Regions from separate parts of the Homo sapiens genome. Here region 1 is linked to region 2. A link is a contact called in ENCODE Hi-C or POLR2A ChIA-PET data. All regions are on one chromosome and are shown on one strand. Each heading gives the region's core, a stretch centred on a gene start or an enhancer-like site at or near the end of the contact. The rest is flanking DNA. Distances are from core to core; before and after follow the strand shown. Region 1 holds the start of LOC107984486 (a long non-coding RNA gene). Region 2 overlaps CREBL2 (cAMP responsive element binding protein like 2).

The links. Hi-C counts contacts between places; a loop is a spot of excess contacts on that map. ChIA-PET counts read pairs that join two places held with the same protein, here RNA polymerase II (POLR2A). Pooled maps may share reads with other maps.
Region 1: a map with no recorded cell type shows a loop between it and region 2 (6-fold over the local background). The contact joins two enhancer-like sites. A Hi-C loop is called at or near these places in 1 of 168 maps with a recorded cell type or tissue (CD14-positive monocyte), 16 of 37 single-sample maps with no recorded cell type and 10 of 50 pooled maps. POLR2A ChIA-PET finds 5 or more read pairs at or near these places in 10 of 52 experiments (AG04450, Caco-2, H1 and 5 more).

What each region holds. Positions count from the first base shown.
Region 1 is chr12:12,581,824-12,588,030 of GRCh38, reverse strand. LOC107984486 (a long non-coding RNA gene) reads left to right here and starts at 1,073. Exons shown (of 3, transcript XR_001749010.1): 1 at 1,073-1,730. RefSeq lists enhancers at 2,473-2,974, 4,529-4,588. Within about 2 kb of position 4,879, at least 8 of the 41 ENCODE cell types and tissues checked have a DNase peak (open chromatin) inside an H3K27ac peak, as active enhancers do.
Region 2 is chr12:12,642,874-12,649,383 of GRCh38, reverse strand. CREBL2 (cAMP responsive element binding protein like 2) reads right to left here. Exons shown (of 4, transcript NM_001310.4): 4 at 4,276-6,510. Among named protein-coding and RNA genes, the nearest start is that of CREBL2, 34 kb to the right of the region's middle. RefSeq lists a silencer at 3,789-3,848 and an enhancer at 4,873-6,072. Within about 2 kb of position 3,328, at least 2 of the 41 ENCODE cell types and tissues checked have a DNase peak (open chromatin) inside an H3K27ac peak, as active enhancers do.

The DNA of each region.
Region 1 (6,207 bases), core at 3,630-6,129, 63 kb after region 2:
TGAGCCCAGGAGTTTCAGACCAGCCTGGGCAACATTTTAGAAATATTTAAATTTTTCTACATGCATGGTGGCATGTGCCTGTGGTCCCAGCTACCTGGGAGGGTGAGGCAGGAGGATTGCTTGAGCCCAGGAGGTTGAGGCTACAGTGAGCCATGATGGTGCCACTGCACTCCAGCCTGGGTGATACAGTGAGACCTTGTCTCAAAACATAATAAATAAGTAAATAAATACAAAAATAAATAAAGACAGGTACACTGTAAAGTGCACACTAGCAAATGATCTTGCCCTTTCTCAAGTACTTATAAGGCTTAAGACCGGGCCAGAATTCAAATCATAGACTGGCATATAGAGTTTAAACTAGTAAAATTAGAAAGGGAAAATGTAAACTCCTGAACAAAATGTTAAGAAATTTATGTATAAACCTGGAATGCGGAAAATCTAGCTGAGCAGTTTATATGAAAAATATTATGGGTTTTATTTAGGCTGGCTGCCAGTGCCATGGGAGCCAACAGTGTAATTTCAGCTTGTAAAGAAATGAGTGCAATCTCTGCCTGCATGGAAGTACAATATTCATTTAATAATGGGAAACTTCAGCTTTCTTATCTGCAAAATTAGACGCTAGATTAGACAATTTCCGGGTCCCATACAGTGCTACTATTTTATGAGTATATGACTCTATCACTTAGAAGTTCTAAACTTGAATTCCTGCATTTCCAGAAAATGACCATTGGAAAGAAATATAGGCTTGACTAAAACAGATAATTCATTTCTCTGGTTAACTTTATAGTTTGGATAATCTCCAAAGAGAAAACAAAAAAGATTCTTTTTCTGTGTGTGTGCTGACCTGACCCACAGATATACACCATGTCAAGCTTCACCCAGAACTATTTTGCTTCAGGTGGCAAGCCTGAGAAACCAGTTTTTCCTGAAGTTTGCCTGATAAATACGTTTATGATGAGCTGTACTGTCATTCTTCTATCTTGCCATAGCCTTGGAAGGCCCCTCCTAAGCTGGCCAATTGCCTGTTGACGTTGGTAATCAAGGATTTCAGAGGCAGACATCAAGGCCAACATGGGGCAACGACAGGAGGGACTGGGGTGCTCTGCCATATGAGGCTGCGGGAAGGCATGGATCCGAGTTTTAGCCACAGCATAATAGGCGGTCTGTGATGGTTTTGTGGGTAACCAGTGAGCTTCCCCAATTGATCGGTGCAGTTATCATTCTATTTTAGACCCCTAATTGGCATTTCCAAGCAGTTTAAATATGTTTTGAGAAAAAGGCAGTAAAAGAGACTAAATCTGGGGGAAAGCAAAGCTTCAGTAAAAATAGCATTCCAAATATTTCAGCTGGGATCTCTTTGTCTAACTAACAGAGATTTGGAGAGTGGATCAGAAGGCCTGCATCTCCTTCCCCTTCTGCAATTAGCCAGGTATATGCCCGTGGGCAAGCCATTGAACTGATCCTGGGCCACTGTTTCCTTACTTACAAGATGAAGAGGAGCCCCACCTTGCTACTTCCAAGAGCGTAGGAGCTGAGCACCTTTGGGTTGCCCTGGTTTGTGAAGGCCCCCTGAACTAAGAACACATTATATATTGATCAGGAAAGGAATTCGATATAGGCTTGGAGGTGATCTCTGTAAAGTCAGAAAGAGGATCCTAGGATTCTAAGGCCATATGCACAGGGCAGTGAGCAAGAACTGAAGTTACAGGACTCTCAGGTTCCTGTCTCAGGTAAGTCCCTTCCAGGTGTTGGCTGAGTTGCTCTATGGCTCATTTTCTTAATTGTGTCAAGCAGAAGAGGTCACAGAGGGTGGAGCATTGGCCAATGTGTCATGTTCTCAAAGTTCTGAAAAAAGGACAGAGGGAGCAGAAAGGCCAGAAGAGGAGTTTCCACAGCAAACTGACCACAACCAACTATCCCATTCCCTTCCCAGACTGGAAGGGACAAGGGCACCAGGTAGCTGCAGCCTCCATGGTTTCTTAAGTATCTTCATCCCTTTAGCACCATAGCCACCAACTTAAGCAAGGAAATCAAGATCTTTAACAAACAGGGGAAGTCCAGGAGATGGTAATTAGGTGAACTTTTGGAGATTTTGGGGGAATCCGTAGATGTTTATCTTTTCAAGAGATAGACTCCCTTTTAAATTTTGGTAAAATCTACATAAATGTCATTTACCATTTTAGCCATTTTTACATGTACAATTCAGTGGAGAGGCCCTTTTTGATAACTTTCATTCTCTCCCTGTGCTGATGTAGACTGTGTACTCCCTGCTAGGAAGATTCCTGGTTGTTCTGCAGGGTCATTCTGAGGGCGTCATCCAGTTAAGTGGATTTGGCTCCTGCAATAGGGGAATACCCCAAAATACCAGAAACAGGACAGGAAATTATTCTGTGGTCATTTATCCTTGATACTGATGAGATCAGATTTGCTGCTGCATCCCTTTAATTTTTATCTCTGCATTGTCCCTAACCACTTATCTTGACCTGTGGCTTGCCCTTGGGCCTGATCTCTTTCATTATAGTGCATTTTGGTTCTCTGCTGACTCCTGGCGCATTCTGATTATTAAAAAAAAACCCTATTTTTCTTGGGATGTGACTTGTCTGCCCCTTCAGTGGTCCTTGCAGAGCTTATTTGTCAGATACTATTGACAGCTTCTGCTCTCTACCTGAGCTCCAATCCCATTTCCCTGACTGCCTACTGGCCATTTCCTCTGGAATGTGCAGGTCATTGTTCTGCCAAGCAGATTGCAACATGTCCAAAAACAACCTTCTTCTTTTTTTTTTTTTTTTTTTGCCACAAATCAGCTGCTCATATAAACTGTCAGTCCCTGTCAATAGTCCATGAAGTTATTTAGATATAGAGAAGCAAATTCCTCTTTGATTTGATCTCCTCTTTCATCACTCTCAGCTGTTCAGCCCCTAGAACAATCAGGTTTTCCTTCAAATATTGATCTTGTTTCTGTCATTCCCTCTCTCCTATGCCCATTTCTAGGTCCTTACTTCCTCTAATATCATCTACTGTTCATGTCTACCCTTTCCCTGATTCAATTACCTGTGAAAGACTGAGGCCAGACCTAGACTACCTTCATTAATCAAATCATGTCTATTCAAAACCCTGAAGTTCTTCCCTATTCATATAGACTTCTTGCTCTTCTTTGCTGTCAAAATTTCCTCTAATCTGATCTCATACTAGACAATATTTCTGCCAGGTGGCTATATTGTAATGGGAAGTTTAATGGACTTGGAGTTAGTGGATCTGCTTTCAAATCCTAGCCCCGTACTCAGCAGAATGACCTTGGGCAATTCACTGACTCTCGAAACCTTGAATCCCCATTTGCAAAACTGGGGTGATAATACCTATGTCATAGGGAAGTTTATGAGATTGTAGTAATATCTGTGGAGACAGTTTAGCATTGTGCTCGGAACCCGTGTTTGGGCTGACTTACTTGGTTCAATACTAGGCTTTCCCACTCAGTAACTATGTGACCTGAAGCAAGTTCCTTAGCCTCTCTGGGTTTCATCAGTTTCATCTGTAAAATGGATACATTACCTATGAGGTAACATATACCTCATAGGTCTGTCGTGACAATTAAATGAGATAATATATGTAAAGCACTTTAACACAGTGCAAGGCACATTGTAAGCTTTAATAGGTGTAAACTATTATAATTATGCAGCAAGAGACCTAGTGTAATCAGCACTTGATATATGTTTGGTAAGTTTGTTTGTGTGAGACAGTGTCTCACTCTGTCACCGACACTGGTGTGCAGTGATCATAGCTCACTTGCAGCCTCGACCTCCCAGGATCAAGCTGTCCTTCCACCTCAGCCTCCCAAGTACTATACTCCCTGGGACTATAGGCGCACACCTTCACACCCCGCTAAATTGTTTTGTATTTTTGTAGAGAAAGGGTCTCACTGTGTTTCTCAGGCTAGTCTTGAATTTTTGGGCTCAAGCGATCCACCCACTTCAGCCTCCCAAAGTGCTGGGATTATAGGCATGAGCCACCGTGCCCAGCCTAAGTATGTTGATGAATTCATCTTATTCAGATGATCTTAACTTCCCATTAATTTTTGCTATGTACATTCTTATGCCACCCTTCCTCCAGACAGGCTGACTGCTTTGGTTTTCCATGAATATATCTTTCACTTTTCTTGCCTTTGATAATGGTTTCCTATTATAATTTATAATTCATCACATGAAATAGTAGGTACTATATCATTTCTAGAATGTCATAATTTCTCTTTCCTGCCAATCCAGATTCTTTCCATTTTTTAAGGTCTCTCCTAAACGTTGGCTTGGTGACACTTTCCCTCATTACTTCTGTACTTATCAGTGTCTCATTTTTCTGAACCAATTACCCTTGGCTTAGCACTTGATGCCATTAATCTGTCAGGTACACTTAGCTGCTGTTTCCTGTATATTCATTTTGTGTCTTCAGCTCAAATGAAAACAGTCCTCAATCCAGCCTTGTTTCAGAACATGCAGTAAATATATAGTGACTATTAAATCTATTAGATCCAACATTCTAGAATAATTTTTCAGGTCTACAGCCTCTTATCAAAAGACTGGCCTATGAGGGTGGGCAGAGGGTTTGGGAATAAGAAGTTCCTGCTGCATTGGACAAGGTCCTTTCGCCTCTGGGCCATGTTGTCAGCGAAGTACTTAAGCACAGGGGCTCCGAAGGTGAGGGGCTGGGAGTAGACCATCAGACCATCCCTGACACAGACAGGAAAGTGTCCCCATTCAAATCTCATTCTTGCTGTGACAGGCTTTGCCTTTAACTAGTTTCTCAAACTTCTTGTACTTTTACACAACATTTGCCCTACTGAGAAACTGGCTTTGCGTGAAACTTCCCATGGCTTGAAGCAAGTCCCCATGACGGTGTTTGCATACCACTGGGGTTTTGTTCCTCCCACACATGCCAATAAAGATGAAGTGGCACTAAGATGACGTGATATGAAGGACATCACTGCAGCCTGCAAAGCAGAGAATGTTTGAACTATGTCAAAGAGTCATACCAGGGTTTCACAATTACAGAAAAGGCCAAGAAAGACTAGTCAAGAATGCAAGGTGAATAACGTTGTCTCTGCTCCAGTTCTCACGGGTGCTGTAGCCCCCACTGAACGCCCATTTCTCTGCACTCCTGTAGTACATATCATCTGGACTACACAATTCAGTCCTGCATTATACAGTGTCCTTCAAAAATTGCTTTGTGTGTTGTGTTCTCCCAGCTAGTTGTAAGTTCCTGAGAATACAGACCACATCTTATACTTCCTTGCTATTGTATATAGAGCCTTGCAATACCATTTAACTCAGTGTTGGGCACAATAAAATTCTCAACAGTAAATGTTGATGGATTTGGTTTTGGAAATGTAAATTTATAAAAAGTGGCCCTGCAAAGGAGAATGAGAAGACTCACTTCCTTTTGAGGGCTGTGGGCCTGGGAGTCCCATCGTCATTTGCAGTGTTGCCAGCAGCAGCAGCCTTCTTTCACAGGACAGGGAGTCAGTACAGCACCAGTAAGACACGTGGTTTCATTGCTTTCCCACTCAGAAGAAGACCACTCAGCACAGTGCCGGAGACCCTGCCCTGATTCCCCTTTCTCCTCCCAACCACAAAGGCCATGCAGGTAGAACTTGAGGGGCATCAGAGATTATCTGACTGAACTCCCTTGTTTTGTAGATGAGGAAACAAGGCAAGAGCAGCTGAGGGTGGTGGAAAGCATATGCATGGGCTTTGGAGTTAGGCAGTACTGGACTCTAATCCCAGTGCTGTTACCCTTTAGCTGTGCGATTGTGGGAGAGTCTGTTAACATCTCAGAGCCTTGATTTCCTCATCTTTAAAGTGTAACAATGGCGACCCACAGGAAATGTTGTAAAAACTCAGGGAAATAATATATGCAAACACAGTGCTTGGCAATAATAGATGCTCAATACCTGTTGGGCTCTCTATTTTCCTTCTCTTGAGTCTCCTGCCCAAAGTCATAAAACAATTTAGTGCTAGCCTCTCCTGTTTTTCAAGCTGTTTTCTTTCAATCAGGTACTAAAGCTAACCTCCTACCCACTAGAAAATTAGGATCAACCATTAACACATTTTTTAATGCTGAAATTTATAACAAAATTTTTAATGCTCACCAGACGTGGTGGCTCATGCCTGTAATCCCAGCACTTTGGGAGGCCAAGGCAGACAGATCACCTGAGGTCGG
Region 2 (6,510 bases), core at 2,079-4,578:
TTAAAAAGTGTGTAACATCTTCCCCACCCCTTTGGTCCTGCTTCTGCCATGTAAGACACCTGCTCCTGCTTTTTCCTGAGGCTTCCCCAAAAGCAGATGCTGCCATGCTTTCCATACAGCCTATGGAACCATGAGCCAATTGAACCTCTTTTCTTTATATATTATCCAGTCTCAGGTATTTATTTATAGGAATGTGAGAACAGACTAATACAGAAAATTGGTACCAGAAGTGGGGTATTTCTATAAAGATACCTGAAAATGTGGAAGCAGCTTTGAAACTGGGTAACAGGCAGATGTTGGAAGAGTGTGGAGGGCTCAGAAGAAGACAGAAAGATGAGAAGGTTTGGAACTTCCTAGAGACTTGTTAAATGGTTGTGACCAAAATGCTGATAGTGATATGGAACAGAGATGGCCAGGCTGATGACATCTCAGACAGAGATGAGGAACTTAACTGAGAACTGGAGCAAAGATCACTTTTCCTATGCTTTAGCAATGAATTCGGAGGCATTGTGCTCCTGCCTTAGGTATATGTGGAACTTTGAACTTGAGAATGATGATTTAGGGTATCTGGCGGAAGAAGTTTCTAAGCAGCAAAGCATTCAAGATTTAGCCTGGCTGCTTCTAACAGCATATGCTCATGTGCATGAGCAAAGAAATGACATAAAACTGGAACTTATATTTAAAAGGGAAGCAAAGCATAAAAGTTTGGGAAATTTGTAGCCTGGCCATGTGGTATAAAAACAAAGCCCATTTTCAGGGCAGGAATTCAAGCCCACTGCAGAAATTTACTTAGTAAAAAGCAACCAATTGCTGATAGTCAAGACAATGAGGTTAAGCCCTCAAGACATTTCAGAGATCTAAGAGACAGCCTCTCCCATCACAGGCCCAGAGGCCTAGGAGGATTGAATGGTTCCATGGGCCAGGTCCAGGGCCCTGTTGCCCTGAATAGCCTCAGGACTCTGCTCCCTGCATCCCAACCACTCCACCTCCAGCTATGGCTCAAAGGTGTCTGGATACAGCTCAAGCTGGTGCTTCAGAGGGTGCAAGCCATAAGCCTTGGCAGCTTCCACATGGTGTTAAGCCTGCAGGTGCACAGGGTGCAAGAGTTGAGACTTGGGAGCCTCTGCCTAGATTTCAGAAGATGTATGGAAAAGCCTGGATGTGCAGGCAGAAGCCTGCTGTAGGGGCAGAGCCCTCATGTAGGGTACTGAGGAGGGAAAGTGTGGGGTTGGAGCCCCCACAGAGAGTCCCCACTGGGGCACTGCCTGGTGGAGCTGTGAGAAGAGAGCCACCATCCTCCATACCCTGGAATGGTAGAGCCACCAACAGCTTGCACCATGCACCTAGAAAAGCCACTAGCACTTAACACCAGCCCATGAGGGCATCCATGGAGGCTGAACCGCAGGGGCAGAGCTGCCCAAGGCTTTGGGAGCCCACCCCTTGCACCAGTGTGCCCTGGATGTGAGACATGAAGTCAAAGGAGATTTTGGAGCTTTAAGAGTTAATGACTGCCCAGCTGGGTTTCAGACTTGCATAGGGCCTGTAGCCCCTTTCTTTTGGTTGATTTCTCCCTTTTGGAGTGGGAGTATTTACCCAATACTTGTACCTCTTTTGTATCTTGGAAGTAACTAACTTGTTTTTGACTGTACAGGCTCATAGGTGGAAGGGACTTGTGTTGTCTCAGATAAGACTTTGGACTGTGGACTTTTGAGCTAATATTGGAATTAGTTGAGACTTCGGGGGGCTACTGAGAAGGGGATGATTATACTTTGCAATGTGAGAAGGACATGAGATTTGGAGGGGCCAGGGGCAGAATGATATGGCTTGGATCTGGTCCCCACCAAATCTCATATCAAAATGTAATCCCCAGTGTTGGGAGGTGGGGACTGGTGGGAGGTGACTGGATCATGAGGGTGGAGTTCCCATGAATGGTTTAGCACCATCCCCCTTTGGTGCTGTATAGTGAGTGCTCACAAGATCCGGTTATTTAAAAGCGTGTGGTACCCCCGATCCCTGGTCCCAATGCTGCCATGCAAGATGCCTGCTCTCACTTTGTCTTCCATCATGACTGTAAGTTTCCTGAGGCCTCCCCAGTCATGCTTCCTGTACAGCCTGCAGAACCACATGTGAGCCAATCAAACCTCTTTTCTTTATAAACTACCCAGTCTCAGTTTTTGTTTTTTTTTTTTTTTTTTTTTTTTTTTTTTGAGACAGAGTCTTGCTCTGTTGCCCAGGCTGGAGTGCAGTGGTGTGATCTTGGCTCACTGCAAGCTCTGCCAGTTATTTCTTTACAGCAATGAGAGAATGGACTAATATAGCCCCCATATGAACTATCTTCCTCCTTCTGAAAGAAGGCTTGGCCATCTTTTGGTTTTCTTTCTTCCTTACTTTTTCAACATTCTCTCTCTTCCTTTGTGGCAGCTGAGGCCTGTCCTGGCCTGAGAATGAGCAGGTTTAGAGGTATCTATTTATTGCCACAAGTCTTGTACAAACTTTTCTTGTGGTGCTGACAAGCATGGTCTCTGTTCCATTTAAGAGGTAAGATCTGAAACTCAGTGTGGGCTTGGGACAGCCTTTTGGCCTATTTCATTCTGTACTATTCAAGCCTACCTAGCTTAGGCACATGTGTTGTCACATCCAGCCCATGGACTTGATTACACAAGGGGATAAACCTGGACTCAGGTTTATAATGTGCTTGCCAGGCACTGCTGTCCTTCTCAGGAAAGGGTTGCCGAGGCATAGTAAGATTGGATTGGGATCTGTTGGATCATGGGAAAATTTTCCTGCCCAAATATTTATCTTACTGCAAAGTCAAAATGGCCTGTAAGCCAGAGTTCACTGTCCAGCTCCAGCCCTCCTCAATCCAGGAGTGTCTGGTGAACTGTATCACAACACAGTAGGTGTATTAGTTGTGCCTGCTTTTATGCTAAGGCTTAAGAATTCAGCTGATTCGGCTGGGCGTGGTAGCTCACTCCTGTAATCCCAGCACTTTGGGAGGCCAAGGCAGGCAGATTACCTGATGTGAGGAGTTCAAGACCAGCCTGTCCAGCAATGGTGAAACTCCATCCCTACTAAAAATACAAAAAATTAACTGGGCGTGGGGGCGCATGCCTGTAATCCCAGATACCCAGGAGGCTGAGGCAGGAGCATCACTTGAACCCGGGAGGTGGAGGCTGCAGTGAGCTGAGATGGCACCACTGCACTCCCGCCTGGGTGACAGAGCAAGACTCCATCTCAAAAATAGTAATTCAGCTGATTCACTTCCTAGTCATTTCTAGAGTTGGACTGTGTATTTTTCTGTGACCCGTAACAGTTTCTGAGTCAGAACTACCATATGTCTGTGAACCAATCTGAATTTGATACGGACAACTCCAAGCTGCCTACAGCTTTATAAAAAGAGTTCTTCCAGGTCTATGTGTCCTTTAATCATACACATTTTAGGACTCCAGTGTGCCTGCTCTGGGAAATGCAATGCTAGCCTACATCGGGCCTTTTTCAGTGGTGTGTTAGAAACTGACTGAGGGGGTGGGGGATCCACAATTTGCAGCATTTACTAACTTCTATGATACAAATACTCCTACCATTGTCCATTAAAAGCTACCAACCTGATGTCACTGAACATCAAGTTGGGAAGAGATGCACACAATTGGTTCTCCTCTGGGGAGCCAGCAAAAGCCAGCTGCAACACACCACGGCTTTGCACATTTTTAAAAAGGCACCCCCTGGTGGATGTATTAAGACAGGTATCCCCTTTGGGCAAATTAGAAAAAGACACCTCTTCTGGGGAGACCTGTGCCACATGTACACCTTGGTGAGAAGGCAAGAGCCCCTTCCTCCACACGTAGCTTGTTGAGGGGAATGTGAACTAGATTTTAAAGTCCATTCGCCTCCTTAACTATGTACTTTTGTGCAGTGCAAAATCAGCACAACTTTACAAGGCAGTCCTGCCACTGATTCATGACCATCGTGTAGTTAAATAAAACGGATGGAATAGAAGACAGCCAAGTTACCTAGCAGCCTGAAAGACTACTTTATGTGGATAATTATAGGATGATATTGCCAGTTGAAGTATTAGTTGTTCTTAAAATTAGTCTAATTAATAGAAGGCTATTATTGATAAAAAGGGCCCCCGACTATACCATTCCGAAGATAGACATGATATAGCTAAAAAGACTTGGGAAATGTGATACCTACAGTACCACATATTTAGAGTCCAACTCATTAAATATATTGATCTTTAGTGACTTAAATGCTAACAATAGTCAAACACAGGCATAATGTGAATATTTAAATTTAATGTAGTTCTTCCCTATTTAACAGTTTTCTGTAACTCCTATTTAGCCTACCAATTACCCTGTGAAAGTTATCCTCCCCCCTTTTTTACAGATGAGAAAGCAGGCTGAGAGATCAAATAACTCAAGGTGACTCAGAAAATAATTCAAGGTGACTCCTCCTTTTAAAACTAAATATGTAATGGATAATATGCAACTGATTTCTTGTGAAATATAACATTTATGTTTTTAGATTTTCTTTGCCTTTAACTCAAGCTAAGTCCAGTTTAAACCTGTACTTTTTGTAATTAGCCAAATCAAATGATCATAATTCAAAGATGCTAAAACAGAATGCTACATAGTGATGCTGAGAAATACTGTCAATTAGCCAGCAAACAGTAATCTGAATTTGCGCAGGATGATCATTCTAATTTAGATATAATGGAAAGATTTTAGATAAAATAGAAAACTTTTTAAAGAAATTCAACTATATCCTAAAACTTGACCTGGTCAAACTTATTCCATATTATATTCAGTTGCTCTAATATACAGCAGGTTGATACTAAAATAATGACAGAATTTGGCTGGTCTAAACATACAAATATATTTTCCCCCTTTTCTTTCTTTGGGAAAATAAGAAAAAAAACATTACTCTGTTTACTCAGAAAGCAAGGAGAGCAGCACCTTCTCCTGGACTCCGTGACTGTCAGCCATCTTGTCATCACAAAAAGGTGAGGGGTGCCAGGATTTCACTATGCTGCTCCTTCACTGGAAAGGGAAGGAAATGCTCCAGCTGTTTTAATCAGTGACATTTATTAACATGCTTCAAAAGTGACCAAAGTGTCCAGCCAGCACAATAGCCGAGGCAATCAACGTTCTCTTAGTGTGTGATCTCCTCCAAAACACCAAATAAATAGGTTTAGGAATAACCTCAAATAAATTGTAATTTAACTTCGCCCAAAATTATACATCCTCTACTGCTCTTCCCTGCTCCTGTAAAGATACTAGCGGGAGGGGAGAAAGCTCAAATGACTCTGTAATTTAGAATTACAACCAGAGAAGAAATACTTCAAGCACAATAAAGACGTTCCATTGAAGAGCGACATTCATTCTGGAATGTTTGTTTTGAAAACAACTCTTCTGGGGGAATTCAAAAGGTACTGAACAAAGCAACATAAAGTAAGTTTTGGGTTGTTTTGCAAAATAAAAATATACAATTGAGTGGACCAGATGGCAAAAACATACCAATTACAATCTGAATGCTATATTTAAAACCCTTAAATTCTGAAGGCCTGAATATCAACAAACCTATTTATGTTTATGATCCTAAAAAGACATTAAATATTATTAAACCCCCAACTTCCAAAACATAGAGACCCAGCAAACTGGGCTAGTGGTATCTCAGTACACAGTCACACATGACTAGACTAGACTAGACTAGACTAGACTAGAGATCTGAGTTTGCAACCAAGTACAAGAGGTCTTTAGGAGCTCAGGCTAAGGGAGGCACTTTATTCAAATGCATGGCCTGAGAGAAGAGGGAAAGTACCTTGTAATCTTAAACTATGTGGTCCATCATATATTCTACCTCAAAGACAATCTAGACTACGGTATCTCCTCTTAAACTGCCAGTTCAGAACAAAATATACTTTATTTGGAAGCTAAATATTTGCTTCACTCAAGTGAAGAATAATTTAGCAGCGACAGAGAACACAACTCCTGTTTTAACCATGGGAAAGAGAAGAGAGAGTGGTAAGTATCTCGCTGGGGAAATCAAAAGATTTCTGGGTCTGTCTGGGTGTATCATATTATGAGCTTGATTCTTCAACCGTCACTCCATTTGGTAGTCAGGGAGAAAGTAAGTGTAGCTGCAAGGGGAAATGGAAAGAACTACCCTGCCCTTCTGCACCCCCAGCCAGGCCCACTAGCTGCGGTGCTGTGCACAACTCCAGTTCCAATGCTTCCCTCCACAGTGGAGGCATATCCAGGGCTGAACCAGATGCACGCCCACAGTGTGTTTCTGGCTCAGAGCCTGTCAGGAAATTCATGTCTGGGAAGAAACTAAGTGTTCTGGTGATGGCTACAGTCAGTAGATCTACCAGCAATTTGTCCCTTTTTTTGTTTCAGATTTTAAGGCAGAAACTCAATCTCAGCAGCTAATTTCATCCAATTTTCTTCAGAAACATTCTCCAATTTAGTTGAGTACGCAAGAAAAGTGTGTGAACATTCACTCCTGTCC